Regions from separate parts of the Homo sapiens genome. Here region 2 is linked to region 1. Evidence: read pairs that join two places in POLR2A ChIA-PET (ENCODE). Cell type or tissue: PC-9. All regions are shown on one strand. Each heading gives the region's core, and the rest is flanking DNA. Links, peaks and the distances in the headings are about the cores only. Region 1 overlaps COMETT (cytosolic oncogenic antisense to MET transcript). Region 2 overlaps COMETT (cytosolic oncogenic antisense to MET transcript).

The links. ChIA-PET counts read pairs that join two places held together with the same protein. Peaks named below come from ENCODE experiments on the same cell type or tissue, not always from the same donor. Only the 100,000 strongest peaks of a DNase experiment are listed, where the experiment ranks them.
Region 2: POLR2A ChIA-PET joins it to region 1 with 13 read pairs; 2 of 35 experiments call an interaction of 5 or more read pairs at or near these places.

The regions. Positions count from the first base shown.
Region 1 is chr7:116,568,213-116,573,601 of GRCh38, reverse strand. COMETT (cytosolic oncogenic antisense to MET transcript) reads left to right here. Exons shown (of 5, transcript NR_165033.1): 3 at 1-161; 4 at 2,372-2,484. Among named protein-coding and RNA genes, the nearest start is that of CAV1, 46 kb to the right of the region's middle. In PC-9, for the core only: no CTCF peak of the experiment used is centred there; DNase peaks (open chromatin) are centred at 1,871 and 2,401; H3K27ac peaks cover 1,292 bases.
Region 2 is chr7:116,647,951-116,653,339 of GRCh38, reverse strand. All of the region lies in intron 2 of COMETT (cytosolic oncogenic antisense to MET transcript), which reads left to right. Among named protein-coding and RNA genes, the nearest start is that of MET, 22 kb to the left of the region's middle. In PC-9, for the core only: no CTCF peak of the experiment used is centred there; no DNase peak of the experiment used is centred there.

The DNA of each region.
Region 1 (5,389 bases), core at 100-5,099:
GAAATACAAAAAAATGGAAGCCAGAGGATGATGGATCCTTGAAGTAATAAGTCAGGTAGATCTTGAAAATTTTTGACTCAATCCATATTGATGAACACAAGAATAATTCTGGTCTACAAAGAGAGGCAAGAGAAAGACTTGGGGTGTATTAAGAAAAACAGGTAAGTGACCCTGGGTCACTAGAAAGAGTGAGACAGGGTGATGGAATGAGTGGCTGCCTGAAACTTTCTAATGCATTCAAGGCCTGACTCTGTTTTAGGCATTCTTCACATTTTCATTCACACCACACTCTAATGAGGTAGGAAACGTTATAGCTGCTGGTTTAGAGAATGCAGTCCGGCTATGGGACTTATCCAAGGTCACACAACTGTTTTTAAGTTGGCTGAGGATTTGATTATAGATTTCTACTTCTAAGTTTAAAGTTTTTTCTGCTACACAATGGCCTATTATTTAAGGTTGAAGCTTGAAAGAGAAATAAGAAGATCTAAAGAAACTGTTCTGGTCCAATGAAGATACCAAAGGCTGATATTTTACTTGAATGTGATTGAGTAATATTAGACATCATCCCTGATATTAGTCCCAATGCCAGTAACCTCACCATTAAATTCATCTCTTCCTCTGGAATTGAATGACACTACCACTTTTTTTCCTACTCATCCCACTCAAGTAATTTTTCATTTCTGTTGGACCAAGAGTGTGAGAGTTTACAAGGCTATCATATATTTTAATTGGTATTTACTCATGTTTCTGATAGATATTTTCTGTTTGGTCATCTGCTCTGTGAAGCCTGCATCTTCAAAAGTTATTATTAGAACACATTTTAGTGATAATTACAAAAGCAAGCATCAACATTTCATTTAAGATCTAAGTTGGTATAAAGTATGTATTTATTTCACCAAGTCAATCAAAGGTTTTCAAATTTTCTTTGTGATAGAACTGCTTAGTCAAACAAAATGTTATGCTGAAAATTAACATGAAAAGAAATTAAAACAGAACTTGTGTGTTTGAGGGAAAGTGGTAGACACCATTTCACAGACCTCTGTCCCTAATCCACCTCTGTTATCTTAGGGGAGCTGGTCAATACCTCGGGATTCAATAAGGTACAGTTTTAAAGCCACTGTATTAAACTGTACAATTGATTGTCAATAATTTTTATTTTACAAAAAGTTATTTTCTCAACAGAAAAAGAGCAAAATATTAATTTCATCTTGGAGTTGCCTTTGTAGGGGCTTCACTGAGCTTCCATGAAGACAAAGACCTTTGTCTTGCTTATCTTTTTAATCCCTGTGATACCAAATAGTTGCTCCATAAATGCCTGTTGAAGCAGTAACATGAACAATTATTAACAGAAACTTAGACTAGAGAATACATTATTTGCATGGCTTTTAATCATTCACTCTTCTTTTTTTCCCATTGATGACACACAATGCTATTGTAATACTGTCAAATGGTGTCACACGCGCTTTCTCCCAAGCACATAGTGAGTTTCTCTATAAGAATAGCTTTGAAGCTAATAGTCGTGGGTATTAAACTCATTGGGCAACCTGGAGTTGGTTATTTAACCATTCTAAACTTCTATTTCTTGATCTCTAAAACAGAGCAATAGTATCTACTTGACCTAGATAATAATACATAGCACATAGGGCTGTTGTCAGTAATATTTGCAAAATGCTTAGCACATTCTCTTGTATGTGGTATGTGCTCAATAAATAAAGGCTATTATTATTTAGCAGGCAATATGAAAGGCAACGAGACAAACAACACAATCACTGTAAAAATGCAAAGTCACTCTGAAGCCAATTTATATTAATCAAAGTGCATATTGTGCTATGTACTTTACTGAGTGCTTACTTGTGTCATACAGTCAACAGAACTTTCTGTCTCAGAGTTGGCAGGTAATTAAATCTCACCTTTTCCAAGAGGTTGTGCAATGTGATGGGGAATTTAAGAAACATCCTCTCAAAAAGACGTTGACTGTTGCCTGGGATAGTTATTATCTCATTAATGGTTGGCATTATATTAATACAACTGAAGGAGAGGAGTAGGTTTCTTTCTTGGCCATTTGTAGAGTGGCTCAAACTGGCAGCTGTTGCTTTTTTAAAAAAATGACTGCATTTTTCTCGTTGCAAATACCCCACCTTTTATGCCAGTTTCCACATGCTTTTCAGTTGTGTTGTTAAAGTACTAGGCAAGTGTATAGTTTTATCTTTTTGACACGCAAATTACTCAACTTTCTATGGAATCAAATCTCTCATTCTAGTTGATTTTATTCACTTTCTCCCTGTCTAACTCTTCCCACTCCTCTCTCATCACAATAAAAAAATCCCTACTTCCTTACTTGCAACTTTCTTTTTTTTTTTTTCTTTTCTAGCTCTGTGGAAGTTTGAGTGACTCATTGCAGAGAGGAATTGATGAAGTCAACAGCTGCTGGAAAAACTTCTTTTTCCTTAATAGCTGTATCAACATGTGGTTGCTATTATTCAAGTAAGAAAAATATGTATATCAAACATCCATGGTAGTCCTTGCTAAAATTTTCATTAGAGAGACTCATGTTTTGACATTAAAAAAAGTTCAAATGGGTACCTTAGAGGATGTTTTGTTGGAGAACAAAATCATGGAGAAATAAAGTCTAAAAAGAAAAATAAATGGCAAGCATGTTGTTAATAATGCTGTAATTTATTTCAGAGTGGGTTGGGTGATTTTCTTCATGGCATTATTAGTGGCACTGCAGAAATTTGGCACCTCATGCATTCATAGTCTCCAGGATGGTCTGACCATTCATCCAACAAATATTAATTGCTCTCATGGTAAAATCTCTGCCTCATGGAGTTTAAATCCTAAAAGTGGTGAAAAACTAAACACTGTGAACAGTTAATTACTCAATATGGTATGTACTGTGAAGGAAGTAGGCAAGAAGCTAAGATAGAGATTAAGATAAAAGGACTTGCTTCACTTAGGGAAGACATGGGAGACCTCTCTGAGGGTTGACATTGAGGCTGAGACCTAAAGAATGAGAAGGAGGTAGCAAAGTAGAGAGAATGGTGTAAGATCATCTTGGTCAGAAGGAGCAGCTGTGCAAAGTCCTCTGACTTTGAGAGGGACCATAGCATGTTCTTGGGACTGAAGGAACATCAGTGTGTCTAGAGCACAGATCATGAGGAGGTTGTGGTATGCAATTAGATTGGAGAGATAGGCAGGAGCTGAATCAGATAACTTTGTAGGCCTTGGTAAAGAGATGTGATTTTATGAATGCATTTTACTGAATGCAGTGAGAAAATACTAGAGGATTTTAAGTTCTGTGTGTGTGTATGTGTGTGTACCTCTGTGAAAATATGTGTTGCTGTAGAGCAAAGTGGCCAAATGAGTTGGGTGGGGTTAAGGGTGGAAACAGGTAGACTGCCTAAAGTAGACCAGGATTTAAATTATGGCTGCTCATACTGAGGTTGTGGCAGTGGAATCGAGGCAGGGGTGCAAAAGCAAGATATATTTTGAAGAAGGAACTGATAGAATCTGGTAATGAATTGGCTATAGGTCTTGAGGAAAAGAAAAGTCTCTGGGGACTCATAGGTTTTAAGCTTGGGTAGCTATGTGGATGATTGAACAATTAAAAATGATGTAGAATATTTGGCAGGGTGGAGGAAGCATGAGTAATACAGTTTTTATCTATGAGACAGCCACGGAAGATGAGAGAATCTGGAGAGAACATGCACAGAGAGACAAGAAGAGGGCTTAGGATGGAGCCTTGGGCTATTTCTTCATTTATGGGTTGGGTAGAGGACATCTGAGGAGTAAACGATCTCAAAAGCAGAATAACAAACTGGATGACGAACACCCCTGGGAGCAGATATATTAGAACAAAAGGACCAATAATTTATATCTTCTTAAATAAACATCCTAATTGAGAAAAAGAAATGTATTAGCAACATGAACCAAGACAAGAAATTCCCCCCACAAAAAAAAGCCATGTAAAATATCAGGATAAAAATGTAGACTTGAAGGAACCTAATAGGTGGGATAAATAGTGACATAGCTACAGCTAAAGAATGATGGAGTTGAAAGACCAGATGGAAGAATGCTTCTAGAATGATAGAAAATGTAAAAGTTCATAGCCAGAGATAATAGAAGTACCAGGTTTTAGATACTTAGAGTCCCTGAAGGAAAAATTATAAAAATTAAAAGAGGAAAATATTTAAAGAAATGTGAAGAACATTTTCAAAAGAAAGAACAGCTACAGATTGAAATGGTCTTTAGAGAACCACTTCATGGGAAATATATATTAAAAATATTAAGTAAATATATATTTTAAAAATTCACACACAGGTCCATTATATTGAGATTTAAGAATATCATAGGCAAAGAGAAAATGATAAATGACACAAATGACATCGGAGTTTTCAATAAATGCAGAATTCCAGAGGCAATGGAGTAATTTTTAAAAAATACTTAAGAAAATAAATTTGAAGGTAGAATTTTACAATTAATAAATTTGTATTTCAAACATGTGATGACAATAAAAATATTCTCAGGCATACAAGTCCTTTTTACCATAAAAAGGACTACCATTGAAAAGATATTTTAACATAAGTGCTCCAAAAGAGAAAGAGAAGAAAAAATATCAAGAAAAAAAAGAACTATATCCAAAATACCACAGAATTAAAGCTCTATATGGTGTCAATATGATTGGCAACCCTGGTGGGGGGAAGACCAAAAGTAATGAACATATACTAAAAATCTTGTCTAGTTAGAGGGTGTATATACACAAACATATATATATATATATATATAATATACTGTATATATATTAATTACTTTAAATAAGAAAGTATTAAAAAGAAACAAAAAATAGAATACTTGCAATAAAATGTAAGAAAATAGAAGAAAAGAAAAATGTATCAACAATCACCATGAATATAAATAGACCCAATGTGCCAGTTAAAGAATAGACCATCAGATTGGATAAAAAACAAAATCCAACCCTGTGCTGTTTATAAAAGACTCTCATAAAGCATAAGAACATGGAAACCTTATAGGCATACAGTCTAAGAGATACCATTCACATGACAGTCTCTCTAAATGGCATTACCTAGAGCTGGGTAGTGTACTGCTGATATTGCTAGTGCATGACAGCCCTCAGAGTAAAAGATTGGACCTAAATACATCAGGAAGATGTTTATCTTTTATTTTATTTTATTTTATTTTTTTGAGATGGAGTCTTGTGATCTCGGCTCACTGCAACCTCTGCCTCCCGGGTTCAAGCGATTCTCTTGCCTCAGCTTCCCCAGTAGCTGGGATTACAGGTGCCCACCACCATGTCTGGCTAATTTTTTTAGTTTTAGTAGAGACAGGGTTTTACCATGTTGTCCAGGCTGGTCTCGAACTCCTGACCTCA
Region 2 (5,389 bases), core at 72-5,071, 80 kb before region 1:
CCTAGACTTGATTATGTCCTTATCCACACGGTGAAAGCTGGCTCACAGCACCATGTTCTCATTCTAGAGTTTGGGAATAGAGAAATAAGCAATGATCAAGTAGCTTCCCATAAGAACGTGATCCAGAACTTGTCTACATTCTTTTTGCCTACATCTCATTGACCACTTGTTAACAGGCCATAATCACCTATTAGGAAATGCCTTTATTAGGAAATGTCTCTAGTTGGGACCCCATGTGCCGAGCTAAAAATGGGAAGGTTCTATCACTAAACGAGAAGGGGAAAATGATGCTAGGTAATAATTGGCTGCCTCTTTCACAATGAGTATCTCATCCACCTTCAGAGGAGGGATGGTGTGTCATGCTGATGCTGTCATGTTTCTTGGCCCTTATAAGATATGTCAGACTCAACCATTGTTCATCTGGTAGTGAAAGTCTGTGGACCTGCCCTTAATCAGTAGTGCTTTTTTCTCTCCAGTTCTCACGAATCCCAGATGGCTGACAATTACCTGCCTTTCTCTTCTTTGTTTCTGCATTCCTCACATCTGTCACCATCTCACTTTGCTGCCATCTGATTGGCACTTATTTGCTTTCAATACCCACATTGAAATACCCAGAACAATGCCAAGTTTAGCAAAAACTTTATTGAAGACGGAGGGTTGTGGTAGGGGATGAGGGATCACTACACAGAGCCTTCTGCCTTCTCAGTGGCTTCTGCTCCCCTCATCTCCCTTCTCATCCAACCTCTTCACTCACTCTTCCAAATTGCCCTGTGGCCCTCCAGATTCCTTTTCCTCTGTTAGGCAGAACTGTTTTCCTGTTCCTTACAAGCTTTCATACCAGACCTAGAGGGTTCCACTTATACCCTAAGTGTTATTACCAGCAAAAGTTGTTTTCTCCCTAGAAGGAATTCTAGCATCAGCTGTTGAATTAATAAATTTTCCCACCTCGTTGTTAAATGAAATCAACTTGTACATTTGTTGTAAAAATGTTGTTGAGGACGTTTTCCATTACATCACACAATTTCTTCTCTATAAACCTCCATATCAGAAAGCTATTTTAGATTCCAGTGCTAGAAAAAACTTCACTTCTCCTAAAGCCTGCTTCCTCCTTTCTGATAATAAGAGCTATATTACTTATCATGATTTCTGAACTGTGTAACTGGAAGCCAAATTTACAGCTCTCTCATTGAAATTATGTTAAAGATACCATTAGCATATTTCTATTTTCCTGCACTTGCTTGAGTCATTTTATATGTCTATCATATTGGTCTGCCTTTTGTTACAATTTATTTTAAATTTTTTTTAAAAAGTCAAGATAAAACTAAGTTAATAAGTAAATAAGCAGCATAGAGGTCATTTGAGGCAAGAGTATACAGTGTTTTTGACCTCCCAACTCCTTAGGCAAAAGGCACACTGTATCATTTACTCTTCTCATTCCCACTTTTCAAGGAAAGAATAACTCAGTGAAGATGTTACCTTTGGATTAAGAATGAAACATTTTAAAAATTAGTTATCACTCACTTATTTGCTAGAAGCACCCACAACTTTTGTGCCATTTTGATTCTTTCAATGTTCCTTGCTTCTAAGAGTCTTTGGTCACTTGTTTCACTCCAGCCACCCCTACAGTGACCATACCGGTGAAGGCTTCAATTGATTTTAAGAGAGCTAAACTTGACAGCACCTCTCCTTATGCCTGCCCCATGCAGTACTTGCTTTCTACCCTTGGACATCCTTGTTGATGGTGAGGAAGGAGACACTGTGGGATCTGTTTGATGCCCATATATGTGCAACCTAGAAATGAGGAGGAGCTAGCACCCTCTTGGGTGAGTCTTTGACTAGTGGGAGATGGAAATCAGTAAAGAAAATATTCGACGCCTCCCACCCCAAAAGACTGGCATTACTGTCTTGAGTTACAATCATTCATATAGATTCTCCGAAGATGGTCTTATGAAATTGAGTAATCAGTTGCACCTGTTGCCAAATGGTGGCCAGATTGGTAACATGCCCTCATATTGGCTTTCCCATCTTCCCTGCTTCTTTATCTTCCTTTTCACTACTATTTCCCTGGGATTTACTCTCTAATAAAGGAATAGCAGACAAGGTTTTAACCGAGTTTCTGCTTTCTGGAGAATCTAGGCTAGGATACATAGTTATACGCATGGACATTCTACTTATAAGATACACTCATGATGACATAAGTGGCCTAGAAAACAGAGCCTCAGGATGAGATTTTGGAGGTGAATTATTGCTATCTGAAAGCAATAGGGACCTCATTTCTGGTGGTGAGAGGAATGGGGATAACCCTTGGCATGCTGTGGCATCCCAGTGACTGATACTCACCTGTGGTTAATTGGGATGAGGTACAGGTCGAAGGTGAACTACTGGGATATAAGAAGACTGTGGCTTAACCATTGTGGGAGGAATAATCATGACAAGAATTGTGGAGTAGGTTAGCTTTTTTTAAGAGCATTGGGAGCCTCTCAAAAACACTTATAACCTCAGCATAGCCAACTAAAGACATGTTGTGAAGATAGAGGTCCTCTCTGTAGCTTTACAATACTCTTATTTTTTGTAACTGCAAGACAGAATATACTGAAAATAAATCCCAGGATCTTATTTTAAGGTTGCCTGAGTTAGTGGCATGGTATTGGTCATAGGTTGAATTGTGTCCTTCCAGAACAAGTGTTGAAAACCTAACTCCTGGCACCTTGGACTGTTACCTCAATTGGAAATTGAGTCATTGCAGATGTAATTAAAGTCATACAGGAGTAGGGCAGGCCCCTAATCCAATATGACTGGTGTCCTTATAAGAAGAGGAGAAGAGACAAAGAGACAGAGACACACAAGGAGAAAACCACGTGATAATAAAGACAGAGATTAGAGTGGGGCAGCTATAAGCCAAGGAATGCCAAATATGGCCCACAAACACCAGAAGCTAGGAAAAGGCAAGGAAGGAAACCACTCCAGGTTTCAGAGGGATCCATGGTCCTACCAAGAGTTTCATTTCAGACTTTTAGACTCCATAGCTGTGAGACAATAAATTTCTGCTGTTTTAAGTCACCTAATTTGTGGTACTTTGTTAGAGCAACCCTGTGGCAACAAATACAGAATAACACTACAACATTATGTTCCACCATCTTATGGCAAAGGAGTTGCAATAATGGGTACATGGCAAGGGGATTCACTAGTATTACCATGTACCCCATCATCTAAAAGCAGCTGGCCTAACAGAATGGCAGAATAGCCTATTAAAAGCTCAGCTAAGGGGCTAACCATGGACAACATGCTAAGGGTTATAGCACTGCCCTCCAACTTGTGACATATGTGCCAAACCAATGGTTGGTATATGGTGTGAGCCCTTAACAGTTGGAATACGCAGAGGCAGGGACCAAGGAGTGCAAGTAGGATTGACTTCCTCTCACTATCGTTTCCAGCCAGACACTTGTAGAACTTATGCTTTCTGAACCCATACTCTTAGGCTCTGATAGATTAGAAGCCCTGGTTCCCAGGGAAATTCCTTTTATCAGACAACACAGTAAGATTTAGCTGAACTTGAAACTGCAACTGCCACTTGGTTACTTTGGGCAAAGAAAGGAGTGTCTATATTGATGAGGCTAATCAACCCTGATTACCATGAGGATCTCAGAGTGCTACTGAGACATAGGGGCAGGGAGGAGTATGTTGGGAAACAGAGGATTTAATGGAACATTTCTTGGTGTTGTGTCCAGTGATCATGGTAAATGGGCAATTGTGGCAACCATGGATCACAAGATCCAGGCAATGTAAGAGCTTAGAACCCTCAGAGATAAAGGCCTGGGTCACTCACTACACAAGAAAACCAGATCAGCCAAAGTGCTAGCCAAGTATGAGGGAATCTAGACTGCACTGAAGGAGGAAGACAAGGTGGTGAATATTGATTATGGCCCTGGTTATTATGGAACCAGCAACAGATTCAGGAGCTTAAGATGGCTTCACTAATTTTCTTGCCATAGGTGTCCTGCTTTGCTGGATTGCATGCTGTAGTAAGGTAGTAGCATATAAGTTTTGCCTCTGTCTCTGCTTTCTGGGGAACCTGGTTAAGACAGTAGGATTTACAAACTGGTTCTTAGTTACATATACAAATGAAAATTTATGAACACGCACTTCATTCTCCTGTAAGAGACTAAGGAAAGATATTTGTCTTAGGCCATGAAAAGAATCCTCATTGCCTACCCATCAGTCACCACACACCATCTCTGGGAAACACTGAGCCATAAGATCATATCAAGCATTGTCTTATAGAACTTGGGAGGCTTTAGAGCTGGAGTTCTTTGGGCAATTTATATAACTTAGTTGTCTAACAACATCGGTTGATGATGGGTATTTAAAACGTACTGCAGAAATATCTAAAATTTGTAGCAGAAATTCTGAGAAGGCAGACAGCTCTGGGCTGCTATACATATGTATTTTTATATATAAGTTATTATATATAAAAATATATATTTATTTATATTTTAGAGACGGGGTTTCACTCTGTCACACAGGCTGGAGTGCAGTGACAGGATCATCGCTCACTATAACCTTGAATTCTTGCATCAATTTATCCTCCCACCTCATTCTCCCAGGTAGCTGGGACTACAGGTGTGCACCACCATGCCCAGTTAATTTTTTAAATTTTTTTTGTAGAGACAGAGTCTCATTACATTGCCCAGGCTGGCTTTGAACTCCCCGCTTCAAGCGGTCCTCCTGCCTTGGCCCCACGAAGTGCTGGGATTACAGGCATGAGCCACCGTGCCTGACCAGCATTTTTATTTCTGTTTTTTCGGGTGGTGGGGTTTGAGGGGGAGTTATCACATTGGAGTTGGGAATGACAATAGATTGGAAAGGCAGGGATAGAAGCCTGGGTTGAGTTAGTTAAGGAAAGACTGAGTGCAGCTAAGGGGAATGATCAGTATTAAGAAATCACAGAAACTTGGGTAAGAACCTGACAGGTGCTCTACTGTGAGAGCAGCAGTCAGGGTCCAGAAGGTGTGTAGCAGGCAGGCAGGGATTAGAAGTGAGGAGTATGCAAATGCACTAGCTGAGCCCATGCACCTGGTCATGGCAACAGTAAAGACTGGGACATTGGGAAATTGAAGCACAATCTCTTTTGGAAAACCAGCCTTTTATATATGCTTCCTGGATCTCTCTAGACTTCCAGGTAATTAGTGGCCCAGGATCCAAGGCTTAAAAACTGATAAAGGCCAGCAATTCCTTACATTAGGCAACATGAACATTTTAAAGAAAAAGAACTTCCTTATCTTCTGGAAAAATCGCAGTGACTTAGATTCCTATCAGAGAGATGCCAATCAGAGTCAGTGCAGACAGAGGTCTTCTTTCTCGCTTCTTCTTTGGAGGCTTTGGGTTTTTA